2 separate regions of the Homo sapiens genome follow, and region 1 is linked to region 2. The links are chromatin loops, found by intact Hi-C in ENCODE. Cell type or tissue: endothelial cell of umbilical vein. All regions are shown on one strand.

Region 1 (8,000 bases), 370 kb before region 2:
GGGCTTTCCAATGGAACCCTAGGGTGTTATATTTTTGGACATGGCTACAGTATTTGGAAAGGTAGTTCTTACTAATACAGTTCTGTCCATGTAGAGCTCACAGATCAAAGGATGGAAGATAGGGGGTTCATGCCAAAAAAGTAGTCTATCAAATGCTTTATTAAGCATGGAAAAATGAGCTTTGGCAAGGATATACTCTCACATGTGCAGAAAAAGTGATCAAGGTAAAGAAGCCAGTAGAGATCTCTAGAAGCCAGAACTGTGAACATTTTTCAACTGCGATGAAAGGAAAGAACAGACAACCATAATCAGGAGACATTTTGGGCAATGAAGGATTATGACATGAGGCCATTTCCTCAGGGAAAGTTGGTTGTGGTTTGGGAAGTTTGGGCTTTGGAGCTGATGATGGATTTGGAACAACTAATGCCTGGTGGCAGCCCCTCAATTAGGGAACAACACAGGAATCTGTGGGAAGGGCTGGGTTCCCAAGAAGGCATTTCAACACTTGTCTAATAACCTCGTCTCTGGTTTTTTGAGCAGCCCTAAACAACTTGTTCCTGAAATCTAAGTAATGGATTTCTGGGTGTCACCTCTTTGGGTTAGGGAAGTTAAACTGATTTCAGTTGCATTGTTAAAATCTTAGGTGTGTCTGAATAACAGCTGTGCTGGTGCCTACTGGAGGACAGAAACATGGCAAAGAGTAAGGGGAAGTGATGATATAGAATGTGTAAGGTGGGAATTCAGGAAACAATGACAGCAAAAGTGATTTGAGAAACAAAGCCAAAGGAAAAGGTGAGTAAAAAGAAAAGAAGGAAGTCCCATCTTCTACAGGGCAAATACCCTGGTTATTTAGCACGGTGCATAAGGCCCTCTTGGTCTGCATTTGCTGCCTGCTGCCTCTAGTGTTGCTGCATCATCCCCTTAGTACAAGACAATCTGTAGTTCCCCAAATGGACGATGGGAGGCAGGGTTTAATCTGGCCCCAGTGATCTCCACTTCCCAGTAGCCACATCACTGTAGAATCCCCTCTCCTGAGTGTGGGCTGGCCCAGCAACTTGCTTCTAACTGTCGGAGAATGACAAGTGATGGGATGTCACTTCCCGTAATTAACTGACGGGAGACTGTAGCTTCTGTCTTGCTAGTGGATGCTGTCTGTTGCCTTCCTGGTTTGTGTGCTTTGATGAAGCAAGTGGCTGTGTTGCAGAGGTCCACTTGGCAAGGGGATGAAAGTGGCCTTTGGCCAACAGCCAGCAAGGAGCTAAGGCCCTTTATCCAACAACCCTTGAAGAACTGAAATCTTCTAACAACCACATGAGCTTGGAAATGGATCCCCGCCTTGACCCTTCAGATGCGACCCCAGCCCTGGCCAGCGCCTCGATTGCCACCTTGTGAGAGATCCTGAAGGATGGATCCAGCTAAGCCATGACCAGGTGGCTGCCCCAAGACACTGTGGGATCATAACTGTGTGTTGTTTTAAGCCACTCCATTTGTGAGTAATTTGTTAGGTAGTAATAGGTATTAATGAAGAGTTCTTGAAATTTCATGGTCCATGCATTTGCTGTGGTCTTTCTGATTCTTTGGAAAGCCCTTTCCCTCCTTCTCCTTGCCAGCTTGGTCAACCTCTACTCATTAGGACGTGGTTCAAGCGTGATGTCTTCAGAGAGGTCAGCCGTACTTTCCCCATAACCTGCCTTTACCTGGACTTGAATTATCCTTTCTTTGTCCCAACCGGGCCTTGCATAGACTTTTATCACAGCACATAAGCCTATAATGCAATTTTCTCTTTTCCTATCAATCTCCATAAACATTGGAAGCAAATAGCTCCCTGCTTTCCTGGAAGGTAAAAATGTTTTCACTGTGATAGACTTTTCAGAAACACATGAAATCAGCTTTGCTAATCATGAAAGAGACAGATATTCCATTTGTTCTGTGACAGGGTAAAGATGGCATGTTTTTCATGGGGAAAGCAATGAAATGCTCAGCACTCCTGTAGCCAACTCAGCACTCCTTGCTCCCTGCATTTTGGTTAGTGTTTTTATTTTTCATTTATTTTTATTTTTTAGAGTCAAAATTTCACTCTGTCACCCAGGCTGGAGTGTAGTGGACCACCATGGCTCACTGCAGCCTCAACTTTCTAAGCTCAAGCCATCCTCCCACATCAGTCTCCTGAGTAGCTGGGACTACAGGCATGTGCCACCATGCCTGGCTAATTTAATTTTTTTTTTTTGTAGAGGTGGGGTCTCACTATGTTGCCCAGGCTTGTCTCAAACTCCTGGCCTCAAGCAACCCTCCTGCTTCAGCCACCCAAAGCACTAGGATTACAGGTGTGAGCCACTGTGCCTGGTGAATTTTGGTGAGTTTACTCCTATGCTCAGCTCCCTACTGGGTACTGAGCATGCACCTTGACAAGAGTGGCACTCATCTCTAGACACCTGGCACCCTATGTTTAGCACAGAGTACAGTCATTAGTAAATGCTAATTAGGGATGAAGGCATGAAAAAATGAAGGAAATGATTGAATGAATGTATAATGAAAAAAGACATGTGGCTCAATTTGGGGCTTCTTGGTGCTAGGAGGTGGGAGGAAGGGTCTTGCAGATTTCCTGTAGCCCAGACTCAAGGCATATCCTTAGAGCTGGTCAGGGATTGATGTGAGCAATTCCAGGGTAAGGCCCATGCAGGAGTTCCTGGGGTACAGGGAGGATAAGGGGTTAAGGAGCAATGGAAAGGGCCTAGCCAAGGCTGGAGGTGAGTGGCAATGGGGGCTGGGAGGGAGGCAGACAGGCAAGGGAGGTACCCCGGCCCCATAGTCCTTTGGAGAGAACCAGACAGAGAGAGAAAGAGGAGAGACGGCAGGGGCATCTGGAAGGAGATTCGGTACACACAGGTGGGCCCCACCCATTAGATAATGCAGGATGATGGTCTTGGGACACAGCTCAGCACCTTGAGCTTTCCTTGCACTTTGTAAAGCTATTGTGTGCCCCTGGCTTTACATTCTTTGTGATTCCATGTGCTAGAAATTATTTGTTTGTTTACGGCTCACTGTTTCTACAACATCTGTCTGGTTTAACATTGCAGCCTGAGTGTTCAGCAGCACGGGGGGCCCACTGCTTGGTCTACACCCAAAAGAAAGGGAATCCCTGTTTGGAGGGATGTCTGCACCCCGGGCTCATGGCAGCACTGTTCACCACAGTCAAGGCGTGGAAGCAATCTAAGTTCCATCAACAGATGAATGGATAAAGAAGAATATATAATACACAATGGAGTACTCTTCAGCCATAAAAGAAGAAAGACATTCTGTCATTTGTGACAATGTGAGTGAACCTGGGAGATATCATATTAAGTGAAATAAGCTAGGCACAGAAAGACAAATACCATGTGATCTCACTTATATGCAGAAACTAAAAAAATTGAATTCATAGAAGCAGAGGGTAAAATGGGTAAAATGATGGCTACTAGGGACTGGGGGAGGGAGACGTTGGTCAAAGGGCATACAATTTCAGTTAGACAGGAGGAGTGATCAAGAGGTCTATTGTGCAACATGATGATTATAGTTAATGAATTATATACTCGAAAATTGCCAAGAGAGTAGATTTTAAGTGCTCTTACCACAAAAACGTAAGTATTTGAGGGAGTGGATATGTTAATTAGCTTAGCATAGCCATTATACAACATATATGTATTTCAAAACACGTTGAATGCAATAAATTATACAATTTTTGTTTGTCAATTAAAAAATAAATAAATTTAAAAAGTGAAAATGAAACCCAAGTGCTCTTGTATTGAGAGCATTGGGTGGAGGTAGCACTGGAAAAGAGAAAATAAAGTGCAGACTGGCCCTGAGGGGCCCTTTCTGGGGGAGCATAGCCCCAATCCATTTTTTTTTGTCCTGGGACGGCAGAACTCCCTGGCAGGAACGCCTTGCTTTCCTGTGCATTCCACAAGCTCTGACAATCATCTGATAAGCACCAAGCCTTTCACTGAAACGGGGATACTAGGACAGGGCACTATGAGCTTCCTGACCCTCAGGAGCTCACTGTCTGCTCGGTGGGAGAGTGGGAGGGTGAGGAGGGCCGATGCCCGCAGAGAGCAGGGTCAGATAGACAATTCTGGGCTGGCTCCCTCTGTTCTTTAGAGGGGGCCGTGCCAAGCCTGCCAACTTGGGCTGCAGGGCGTTGTCAGGGAAAACTTCCTGGAGAAGTTGGCCCCGGGGTCAGGCCTGAGGAACAAAGACGAGCTAGAGAGGGAGTGGAGAGGACTGGGGAGTGGAAGCAGTAACGGAGGCCCGCGGGGTCCCCAAGGGCTGGGCGCAGGCAGTCAGCAGGACAGATCGAGCCTAGCTCCCCTGTCTTGGTGGGGACTCTGGCAAGGAAGAATAGTGGTGGGCGCTTTGCTGAGCCTGGGGCTGGAAGAGCGTGGAGCAACCTGCAGGGGCTTCAGGTGCAAAGGGAGGAGGGCCTGAGCTGAGGGACTGGGCTGTGGAGGAACGGGGGTGATGGGGGAGGCTTCTCTTTGGGGCGTGTGAGCAGGTGGAAGGGGAGCATTTCATGTCCCGGCCTGAGACAGGACTGGCTGTGCACCCAGTCCAGAGACAGACTCAAACTTCACCTAATCCCAGGTCAGGGCTCCTCAGGGTTCTGAGTGGGCACTGGGCAGTCTGGCTCTTGACCTGAAATGACTTAATGCCCGGGGTGCTAAAGGACATTTCAAAGCATTGGCCTTTCAGAGTCGAGGGGACCTTGGCCCTGCCACTGATGACATGATGCTTGTCATGAGAAGTGACTGGCCCTGGTCGGTGCCTTCTGTGGGGAATGCCCATTGTGCTGCTTGTGTCCTTGTGTGAGGTCATCTCAGTCCCAGGGAGAGATGAGCCCTCATCTATCTATCTATCTATCTATCTATCTATCTATCTATCTGTCTATCATCTATCTATCTATCTATCATCGATCTATGTATCCATCCATCCATTATCTAACATTGATTTATCTTACCACCACTCAGGCCCTTACCTAATCACATTTTCTGAGCTTACTTGCTTCCTAGGAATCTCTAAAATTTCTAAAAATCTAAAGTCTAAATTTCTAAAAGTCTAAAATTTCTAAAGTCTGTTTCAATTTTTGCCAACTTTCCATGACTCAGAAGATATGAATTCCCTTACTACAGACAAATTTGGGAAGGGACCATTTCTTTCCACCCCAGGGTTCTTGAGCACATCTTCCAGGGAGTCTCAGAGAAACTTATCACTTCTCCAGAGTTGTTCACGAATGTCAGATCTAGAATGAGGAGCCGAGTTCCTCGGCTCTTATGCATCTATAAGCAAGCATTTCCTCAACATTCTGCAGTGCTCACCCACCGCTCCTGAACCAGGGGACACACACACACACACACACACACACACCCCACACCCCTCTTCAAAGAAAACTGCAACCGATAAAAGTTTCTTTTAGCAACACAGAGAATGTCACAAGGTCCTACATGATTAAATGCCCAATGGTTGGTGCAGACAGAAATTGAGAGGAGGAAGAGATGCTACTAGTGGAGTCAGCCTGGGAGGAAGGACATCATGGAGAAGGGAGAGAGAAAACAGTGATGAAACTGGAGCAATTGCATAATTTGGCTGGTGCCATGGAGATGCATATATCACAGCTCTTCAACACAGGACTCAAACCTCCAGGGACAACTTTGAATTTGATCTGCAGCCTCCAGAGCTTGGGGGCACCTCCCAGGGGATGCAGCTACATAAGTGGTGAACTCTACCCCTCAGCTGGCCATCCAGGGACACGTGCGTTGGTGGACCACATGAGACCCTTTGGAAAGCCCCAACTGGTTGCCAGATCGCCTGAGAATTCCAACTCCTACTCTAATATTCAGAGCTGCTACTCGTGATGATAGTGGTGTATCCCTTTTGATGTTAAGTGCATACCAACCCCTTCCTAAGAGTTCCTTCCCTGCTCCTTCCTGCGGTTTCTGTTTCCTCCCTGAGGCTGGGGCACCAGTACCTGCCCACACCATCAGCACAAGTGTCACTTCCTTGCCCAGATGAAAGGGAGTCTGCTTCTGTCTTTTAGTTTAAGAACAGAAATGGGTTGCTATTTTTAGCTTTGCATGGGAAAATCCAAGGGAGCATGGAGAAAATGGATCAGCCAGATCAGCCAAAAATCTTTTCTGGGGCAGCTGCCATCTCAGCTGATATGGAGCAAAAGAGGAGAGAAGGGAGGTAGAGATGTCTCAGTCACTCCATTAAACACTGCAAGGCCCTCCCTAGAGCACCCTGGTCATTAGGGAAAGTGTGGAACTGAATCATTCTTGGTAAGGCAGACATTCTTTGCCTGCTATAGGCAATGAGGAAGGACAAGAAAGGCAGAGATGAGAGATGTGTTGTTCTCCCAAAACAGTGAATCCAATCAGCAAGGGGTTTAGAGATGGGTGGCCTGTAAATGGGCTCAAGGGAGGATGGGAGGTGGCCCAGGGGAGGGGTCCAGTTACAGGTGATAAAAAGAAGCCCGATCAGACAGATAGAAGGTTTGGGGATGGGGGACTGGAGGCAGGCCAAGCAATCTGTCCCCATCAAAGAGCAAAGGGAGTAGGTAGAGCCCAGAGAGAGGCACAGAGACAGGGTGGGGATGGGAAGAGGAGAACCAAGGAGGTGCTCTGTGTGTTAGGTAGTGGGGGTCCCGGAGCCTGCAGGTGGGAACTGTCTCCAGCTATTGGGATGAAATAGGGGGCAACTTTAAGCCTTAGAGGAAAGGGTAAAGCAGGGTAGGCACTGCCAGAAGAAATCACGTGCCAGGCTATTGATTTGGTCTTGGAGAGGCAGCATGACTTATTAGAGTGTGAGCTTTTAGGCAGACCTGGGATCAGATTCCTATTATGATTCTTATTAGCCAAGTGAGCTTGAGCAAATTGCTGAGCCCCTCTCTACCTCAGCTTGCCCATCCATATCTTGCAGGATGAGGGCAGTTGTCTTCAAATGGCTTTACCAGAATTAGACTTATGGAGAGCGTTGTGCTTTGTGGGAAAGCTGTGTTGTCCTGTGCTGACGCCCCAAGACACTGGTGGCAGGGGACGGTAGGGTCTGTGCAGGGTGCATTGTGTCCTCTCTTCTTGATCCTTCAAATATTCAAGGCTTCTAAACGATTTGGTGTGAAGGAATCTTTTGTGATCACCAGAGGAAGGGCTCAAGGCTGTGTCAGGATTGACTTTGGACAAAGAGGCAGTAGCTACACATGAACGGAGGCAGGGCACATCCGGCTTCCAAGTTACAGGCAACAAAGGGATGAATGATAGCAGCCTCTTCGAGGAGCATCTGTGAGGAGAGGTGGGCCTAGTGCCCTCAGCCAAGTGCCTGGCATGACGTTGGCACTAAGTAAATCAGAGTTACTCACTAGCCATGGAAGCCGACCCACAGGAGTTAGAGGGAAATCCACTGTCTGGCTTCTAGGAGGGGCTCTGGGCACTCCCACAAAGAATGAAGTGGAAGCCCATATAGGGACCTAGGGCTAGGTGGGGTGAGTCAGTTCCGGGACCACCCCATGCTGAGTCTGACCAACCCCAGCCCAGGACCAGGCTGTGTGTAGAGCGAGGGGCATGGCTTTGCCACCTGCAACAGCATGTGGGCACATATGCTGCTTCTAATCTTTCTTGAATTTGATGCCAGATTAGGAAAAAAAAATGATGACTACTTTATTGGATGCCGGATTGGGAAAAAAATTATAACTACCTGAAAATGATTTAAATGTTCACGTATTAAAACCAAACCTATGGGATTAAATAGACATTTAATCCCTCAGAAATTTCTAGTTGTTTCTCATTGGAGGGACACCGGGGCAAAGTTTTATTTTTCCTTTTGGTTTATTTAAAGCCCTTATTTTCAAGTTTTTAATTAAACTTTCTCATTTCTTTTAATGGGGCAATGTAGCAATGTGAAATATTGAAATGTAAACCTAAGGTTGAAGGTCACAAAGAATAATGTGCAAATGATTTCATACGATTCCCAGCACG
Region 2 (8,000 bases):
GTAGTATAAATCATGTCCTTTCACTCAAACTAATAGTTTTTTGCCTAAAAGCAAACTGTAATAAGCAGATGAAATAAATATTTTGAGCAGAGTCATTTCCTGTTGGGTAAAAAATGAATACTTTACCTTGACATTAAGTATATACACTTGTTAATATTCTGTTTATTATTTGAAACCTTCCGTTATAATATTATTCCTTATTATTTATTCTTCATTATTATTTTTCCTTATTATTTATTTCCTTATTATTATTTATACCCTTATTATTATTTCCTTATTATTTATTTCATTATTATTTATATCCTTATTATTATTTATTTCCTTATTTCCTTATTATTTGAAATCATCCTATAATGGAAATCATCACATACAAAGTATTGTATGGGTATTTAGGAGTGAGTTTATTTCTTTGAAATATTTGTTTCCCTAAGTTAGAATGACTTAGAAAAATTAGCACAAACCATGCAATATCAAGGATGTAAAACTGACTTGTATCTGAACAGACGGGAATTTTTGTTAAAGAGTATTCTTACAAGCTGGTATGGCTTTTAAAATGGCCTCCACATGTCCGGAGGATTTGTCTCATTTTAAGCCAGCAGTGTTGCTCCATCTGAATGCTGGAGACATGAGCCCAGTTCACAGTTAGCAATCTTCTTCGCACATTACACACATGCCAGGTGACATTCGCACACCTGACTCACCTTCATAGGATACCTACATCGTAGTGAAACTCGAGATAATGTGGGAGGGGGAGGAGTAAAGCAGTGGAGTGATTTATAATCACTACAGTTATTAACTCCAGAGTCACTTGTTTTTGATGGAAATATTACAGGCTCCATATTATATGCAATTTCAGAGTGCCAATTGCAACCCTGTTCCTTTTTCTCCTTGTTAAGAAATCATATTGGCATGCAAGTGAGCAAGAATGAAGAACTACAAGAATAACCTCAAATGTTGAATTTGATTTAATTTACTTTAAAAATAATTGCAACTATATTTATACATATATTGTACAGATATGTGTACAAATATTTAATAATTATACACATCAATACTTTATTTTTAGATACAAATAATAAGAACAGGACAGTTGATATAAAGCAGAAATGGGGAGGTCTGGGCTGTCTTCCAAGATCTTTTGTTTTCAACTTGACATTGTCTCTTTTTACATCTGCTGTGAACAAAATGGTGAAGCAGATAAAATATACCTTCGATGTCTCCCACGTCTTATATTTGGGGTTCCCTGCAAGCCCTTGGCACCCGCGGGCCTGGCTCCCAGCTCCCAGGGCCTGTGCAGTGCTGTCCTGCGGCATTGTCCCATGCTCCTCAGCTTCTCTTTCCCCAGGAAAATTTACTTCTCCAGTGTTTTGTGTCCTAGGACCCTGTTCTCTGTGCTGTGAATATGATTACTCTTGGGTAAATGTGCTGTTTCTCTTTGGGTCACATATTGCATTTCAGCAGGCACCTCCCAGAGTTTGCCTTAACCAAAGGAGTTTACAGTAGGCAGCTGATATCTTTGGGTGGGTGTAGCCTGAAATTGCACTCTATGCTATTAATCCTTTCAGTAGAGTTGGGTTTGCCCCTTCCATATTATGTCTTTAATTGCAGAATGGTGCTATCTGGACCCTGAGAAAAGTTTTGCTTTTAACTGAATACCCATGTACACAGGATCTGATAGAATACACCTGAGTTCCTTACTTCTGCTCAAGATACACTTATAACCCAAACAGAGCACCTGGAGTGGTTTCTCTACCTTATTCAGCTTATTCTAGCAGCTTCTTAAACTTCTTTCTTAATTGTGTGGGCCAATTACTCAGTCACCGTCTCCCTATCCTTCAAGGAGCCTCCCACTTCTATAGAGTCTCTCTCTCTCTCCATCGTCCACTACCATGAGCCTCTTGGTCCTTAGAAACCTCTAATTCTCCCTCCCCCCTGAGATTCTTTCCTTCTCTTTGATCTTCAGAATGGGGATGTCAGTCATTTCCTTCCAACTAATTTTGTTTTCTTCTTTTTTCCCAGATGAATCTGAATAAGACTTTGACTTATGAAAACAGGAGGAAATGGAAAAGCAATCCTATTAGGGTCAAATATCTTCAAGACGACACACTCGTACATTGCCAAGAAAGACTCAGCATAATTCCCTTGTGTTTTTACACTACAAAAGGTCCCTATCTCCTTTCTGTAGCTGGAGTTGCTTAAATTTGATATGCACATAACTTCAGAAGGGGGTAGACAGAGCCCATGCCTCCTGCAAGGAGTGAGAAATAGACCTAAACGATCACAGTTCATTCATTGATTTTGCAAATATTATTGATCATTTACTTTATGTCAAGCACTGGGGATAAAGTAAAGCAGTGGGATCTAGTTCCCTACCCTCCTGGAGCTTCTGATCCAGATTCCTAGAGCTGAAACAGGCTTTGAAGACCTCTCAATTTGTGGTTTCCAAATTATCTACCAAAGGTCATTAATATTCTATGCAATATTAATTGGTATTTCTTGGAGTAGGATGACGTGAGGAATTGTGTTCCATGGTCAAATTAAGTTCAAAGTGTTAGGTTAAACAAAGTTACATTAGTTTCTTCATGCCAGGCTACTCAGAGCCTTTCTATGTTAACACACATTGTGACTCTCTGACGGTGAGGGGGAGAGGATGAGATGCAATATGATCATTTGCTTTCCCCACTTATTTCAACACAAATCTTTTCTGAAGAGTACCCATTAATAAAAACTGTTGGCAGAACATACTTCTGTTAATGCTTCCAAAGCCAAAACCTAAATCCACGTTTCCTTCAGCACATGAGGAAGCTGCAGTGACCTAGAATGGTGAGGGGCAGAACTGAGGCAAGAACCTGGATCTCATTATTATTTTCTTGATCTTTTACCCATTCCATTCTGCCTGTTTCTACTCTCTTTCTCATCCCCTGGAAAGACATATAAAAGCAGTGTTTCTTCCTTCTTTATTTACCTCCTTCTTAGATCATGGTAATGGTGATTGTCTTCTCACCTATTAACTGGTTTCTTTCTCTGCTGTCTATAGCTTTGGGTCATAAGCTCTTAAAAGTCAAAGACCAGCTTTTACACAATAAACTCATGAACGATTAGTGATCAGTAAATGCTTGTAGCCAAAAAGCAATGGTTGACAGCTTCCTATGCACCTCTCCCCGCAGCCTCCCACACACCTTCCTCCTGTAGATTCTCTCTCCTTGTGCCAACCGAGAACTATGGAGGCCTCTTTTCTCCTATAACAATATCACCACTGAAATAGGTTATGCCTTCTAAACTGCTTTAAAAGTTTCACTAATAAGTTTTAAAACTGATTTTGCCTATTACACAAGAGATTGCTTAATTATTAATACAATTCACTCGTGATTAACTAAGAATACACAGACTATTCATCCTGTCATACAGGCCAGGTTGTAGATGAGAGTTTTTGTGAGTGTGAGAGAATTTGGACTTATGCATGTATGCGTTTAATTTAAAAATCTACTTAGCTACGAATCAGGACATACGGACGTGATTTTAGACTTTGGAAACTTGAGGGGGAAGAAACAATCTCTGCTATCTCGACATTAAGAGGTGTGTATCTCTGTCCCTAATAAGCAAGGAGGGGCTGCTATACTGCCACCTTGTGGTAAATATGCACAAAGCCAGTAAATAAACACAACCAACCTTCTCCTTAGTGTGTTATTACATAATGCCCAAAAGAGGAAAATACTTTTATTAAAACATTATTCAGGAAAATGAACTATTTTAGCATGTGGATAATTAAATATATATTACAACATGTCCTATGTGACAGAATGAATATTCTGTATATTCTCCCTAGTATTTAATCATGTGTGAATCACATGTATTAACAATTTTTATATTTTATGAAAGTTTATCGATAAATACATACATATATGGAGAGAGAGAGAAAAAAAATCTCTTACCTGAAATGCTTGGGATCAGAAGTGTTTCAGATTTTGAATTTTTCAAATTTGGGGATATTCAAATACAGATAATGAGACATTTTGGAGCTGGGACCCAAGCCTAAAACACAAAATTAATTTAAGTCTTATATACACCTTATAAACATAGCCTGAAGGTAAGATTATACAATATTATTAATAATTTTATGCACAAAACAAAGTTCATGTTCACTGAACCATCAGAAAGCAAAGGTGCCCTGTCTCAGCCACGCATGTGGACGGTCTGTGGTGGTTTGGCATCACTGTCATTCCTGACTGAACTGATACGCTACCAAGAATCATTGTTGACATGTGTACAAACAGAAGTATTTCACAGTAAAAAAAAATGACATACCAGTCATACAGTGAAAAAATATTACGTTAAGGGTAAGGAAGCACAGTAGCATCGCCAGAACAGCTGGGGGTGCTGAGGAAACTGCCATGAGCCTGTGTTTTGAGTGTGACCCACCACATGAGGTCAGATGTGGAATTTTCCACATGTGGCATCCTGCTGGTGTTTAAAAAGTTTCAAATTTTGGAGCATTTCAGATTTTCAGATTAGGGATGTTCAAAGAATATATACATATATAATTTTGGCTCTTAAATCAGATTTTGCCTTCATAAGCAAATCAGCAAACACAGTCACCACTAAGCACTCACTTCATGTGTGACTCACACTGTGAAGGGATTTCAAGTCTTTTGACAGACCAAGACAGGAAGCACATCTCAATACACTATGAAGCAAGCTTTGGTGGGTTAGATTAGGAGATGTTTTCTCAGAAAGTGACTACTTCTGGGATCTCTGTTCATCACCTGTTGAGGGGTCAATCCCGAGGGGTTGAGATGCTCTGGCAAGAAGGGACAACTAAGGACATCCCCTCACTTCTTGACAGTCAGCCCCTTTCCCACAGGGTAAGGGATTCAACCAGGACCAGGTAAAAATAATATTCATTCACTCTTTCTTTCATCAGACAATAATTATTACATCTACCATGTGTCAGGCACCTGCTAAATGGTGGAAATATAATAGTGAGCAAAATCAAACACAGTCTCTGCTCTCATGGATTTTACAGAGTACTGATTAGACTTGACCGAGGACAATGGCTGAAGACCAACAGAAAGTGATCATTTTACATGTGTGGTCACTTACACATTCCAACCTGCCCCTGAAAGAACTTGTCTCAAAAGAGCTAAAAACAGAACTACCATTGGGCCCAGCCATCCCTTTACTGAGTATATACCCAAAGGAATATAAATCACTCTATCATAAAGACACATGCACACATATGTTCATTGCAGCACTATTCACAAGAGCAAAGACACGGAATCAACCTAAATGCCCATCGATGGTAGACTTGATAAAGAAGATATGGTACATATACACCATGGAGTACTATGCAGCCATAAAAAAGAACGAGATCATGTCCTTTACAGGAACATGGGTGGAGCTGGAGGCCATCATCCTTAGCAAACTGGTGCAGGAACAGAAAACCAAATACCACATGTTCTCACCTATAAGTGGGAGTTAATGATGAGAACACATGGACACAGAGAGGAACAACACACACTGGGGCCTACTTGAGGGTGGAGGGTGGGAAACAGTAGAGGATCAGGAAAAATAACTATTGAGTACTAAGTTTAGTACCTAGATGATGAAATAATCTGTACAAAAAACCCTCATTACACAAGTTTACCTATATAACAAACCTGCACATGTACCCTTGAACCTAAAATAAAAGTTAAAAAAAAAAAAAAAAAGAAATGGAGAGAAAGGAATCTCCATGTTAAAGCCCACTGAAAGATCATAGTTGTGGATGTAGCCCACTCCATAGGTGTGCTTAGTATGAGTCTAGCACTGTGCTGGAAGATACTGATAACTTAAAACCCAGCCAACGCTTTAGAGTAGCTGAACTGTCATTACAGCACAAGACACACGTGAAAAGTTAATTAACCTGGAAGATCATAAAGCAGTATAAAATACAATGCTAAATGAATGAATGGTACAGGCAGTACAGAACTGAGCAGAGAAAGCTCCATGAAGGAGACAGCAATTCCTTAAAGCTGTGGAGCTGAACCTTAAAGATGAGCAGGAACTGGGTAGGTGAAGAGACAGAAGAGGGGTGATGGGAAAACATCCTAGGTGACAGAAATAGCAGAGAAAATAGGAATGAGATGCACTTGGAAATGTACATTGAGGAGCATGAGAAGGAGTTTGAGATTCCTTGGGCCTACTAAGAAGTCTATTTTTCTGAGTATAAATAGAAATTTACTATGTTCAGGCCAGGCACGGTGGCTCATGCCTGTAATTCTAGCACTTTGGGAGGCCGAGGCAGGTGGATCACTTGAGGCCAGGAGTTAAAGACCAGCCTGGCCAACATGGTGAAACCCTGTCTCTACTAAAAATACAAAAATTAGCTGGGTGTGGTGGCACGTGCCTGTAGTTCCAGCTACTCAGGAAGTTGAAGCACAAAAATCGCTTGAACCCAGGTAGCGGAGGCTGCAGTGAGCCAAGATCACACCACTGCACTCCAGCCTGGGCAACAGAGTGAGACTCTGTCTCCAAAAAAAGAATTAAGAAAAAAAGAAAGAAAGAAATGTACCATGTTCAAAGAGTGAGCTCTGCTCTTAGAGTTTCTCCTATTTTCCCTTCTAGCCTTATTGGCAGAGCTAACCAGCCGGGTGGACAGAAATGTGTCACCAAATAATAGGGTCACTGGGCTGAACCAGATGTGGGTGGAAGAAATAAAGACCTATTCCCATCAAGTCTCCTAGCTCCTCTTCCCTGCCAGGATTTCCTGTCCTGACCTTAGGGCAGAGCCTGCATCTTCCCTTCAGGAAGCAGGGTCTGGAATATTTGTCATATCAGAAAGGAGATGAGAGGTTCTGTGAGAGGTGTTCAGAATAGAAAATGCAGGTTTACAGCTCAGCAGAGGCCTGAACAGTAAGGTAGAGAGTGGAAAAAAGAGAGCTGTGGGGGGCCCAGGGCAGTCACATGGCAGAGGCACCTGGAAAATAACTGCCCAGCATCACCCACCTCCCTCATCCTCCATGAGTATCTCCTGAGCTCCCATCACCTCACTGCTAGGTAACCTCCACTCAACTAACTTCCCTATGCTCTTTCCTTATTACATGAATCACATTAGGTTAGGCTGTGTTCCTTTACACTCTGTTACTTAATATTTACTTTTTTTTTTTTTTTTTTTTTGAGACGGAGTCTCGTTCTGTCGCCCAGGCTGGAGTGCAGTGGCACGATCTCGGCTCACTGCAAGCTCCGCCTCCCGGGTTCACGCCATTCTCCTGCCTCAGCCTTCCAAGTAGCTGGGACTACAGGTGCCCACCACCATGCCCGGCTGATTTTTTTGTACTTTTTTTAGTAGAGACGGGGTTTCACCGTGTTAACCAGGGTGGTGTTGATCTCCTGACCTCGTGATCCGCCCACCTCGGCCTCCCAAAGTGCTGGGATTACAGGTGTGAGCCACCACGCCCGGCCAATATTTACTTTTTGAGAATTAAAATGCACAAGTGTATTTAATACCCTGTGAATCTTTACTCTTCACATAAAATCGGTTATAGCTTTCTAGCATAGGATAGGGTCCAAATCCAACCTACCACCTATGTTTGTAAATAGAGCTTTATTGGAACACAGCCATGCCCCCATTTTAATGTATTGTATGAATAACTGCATGCTACAATAGCAGAGCAGACTGGTGGTGATAAGGACCGTGTAGCCCACAAAGCCTAAAACACTTAAAATCTGGGCCTTTACATCAGAAACTATTGAATCTGACATAAAATATACAGTATGTAGTTAATGATGACAACACTTGGGTTCAAACTTACTGGGCAAGGTGATGTAATCTCTCTAAGTCTCAGTTGTCTCACTTCCGAAATGGGAACAATAATGCCTGCTTTGTCTACCTCATGACACTGCAGTGAGGAGCAAATGAAATAACACGTCAGTGTCTATACAAGACGAATGCAGAACACAAGTGCTCCAGAGTCCCTAATCCTCCCACTGCAGCTCTGCGGCAGCTCTAAGACACCGTCCTA

The links. Peaks named below come from ENCODE experiments on the same cell type or tissue, not always from the same donor. Only the 100,000 strongest peaks of a DNase experiment are listed, where the experiment ranks them.
Region 1: it touches region 2 in a loop (2.2-fold over the local background); 2 of 110 quality-filtered maps call a loop at or near these places.

The regions. Positions count from the first base shown.
Region 1 is chr18:22,331,844-22,339,843 of GRCh38, forward strand. No RefSeq gene overlaps it. Among named protein-coding and RNA genes, the nearest start is that of CTAGE1, 82 kb to the right of the region's middle. In endothelial cell of umbilical vein, no CTCF peak of the experiment used is centred here; a DNase peak (open chromatin) is centred at 4,058.
Region 2 is chr18:22,700,889-22,708,888 of GRCh38, forward strand. No RefSeq gene overlaps it. Among named protein-coding and RNA genes, the nearest start is that of RBBP8, 230 kb to the right of the region's middle. In endothelial cell of umbilical vein, a CTCF peak has its summit at 3,632 (motif pointing left); a DNase peak (open chromatin) is centred at 3,583.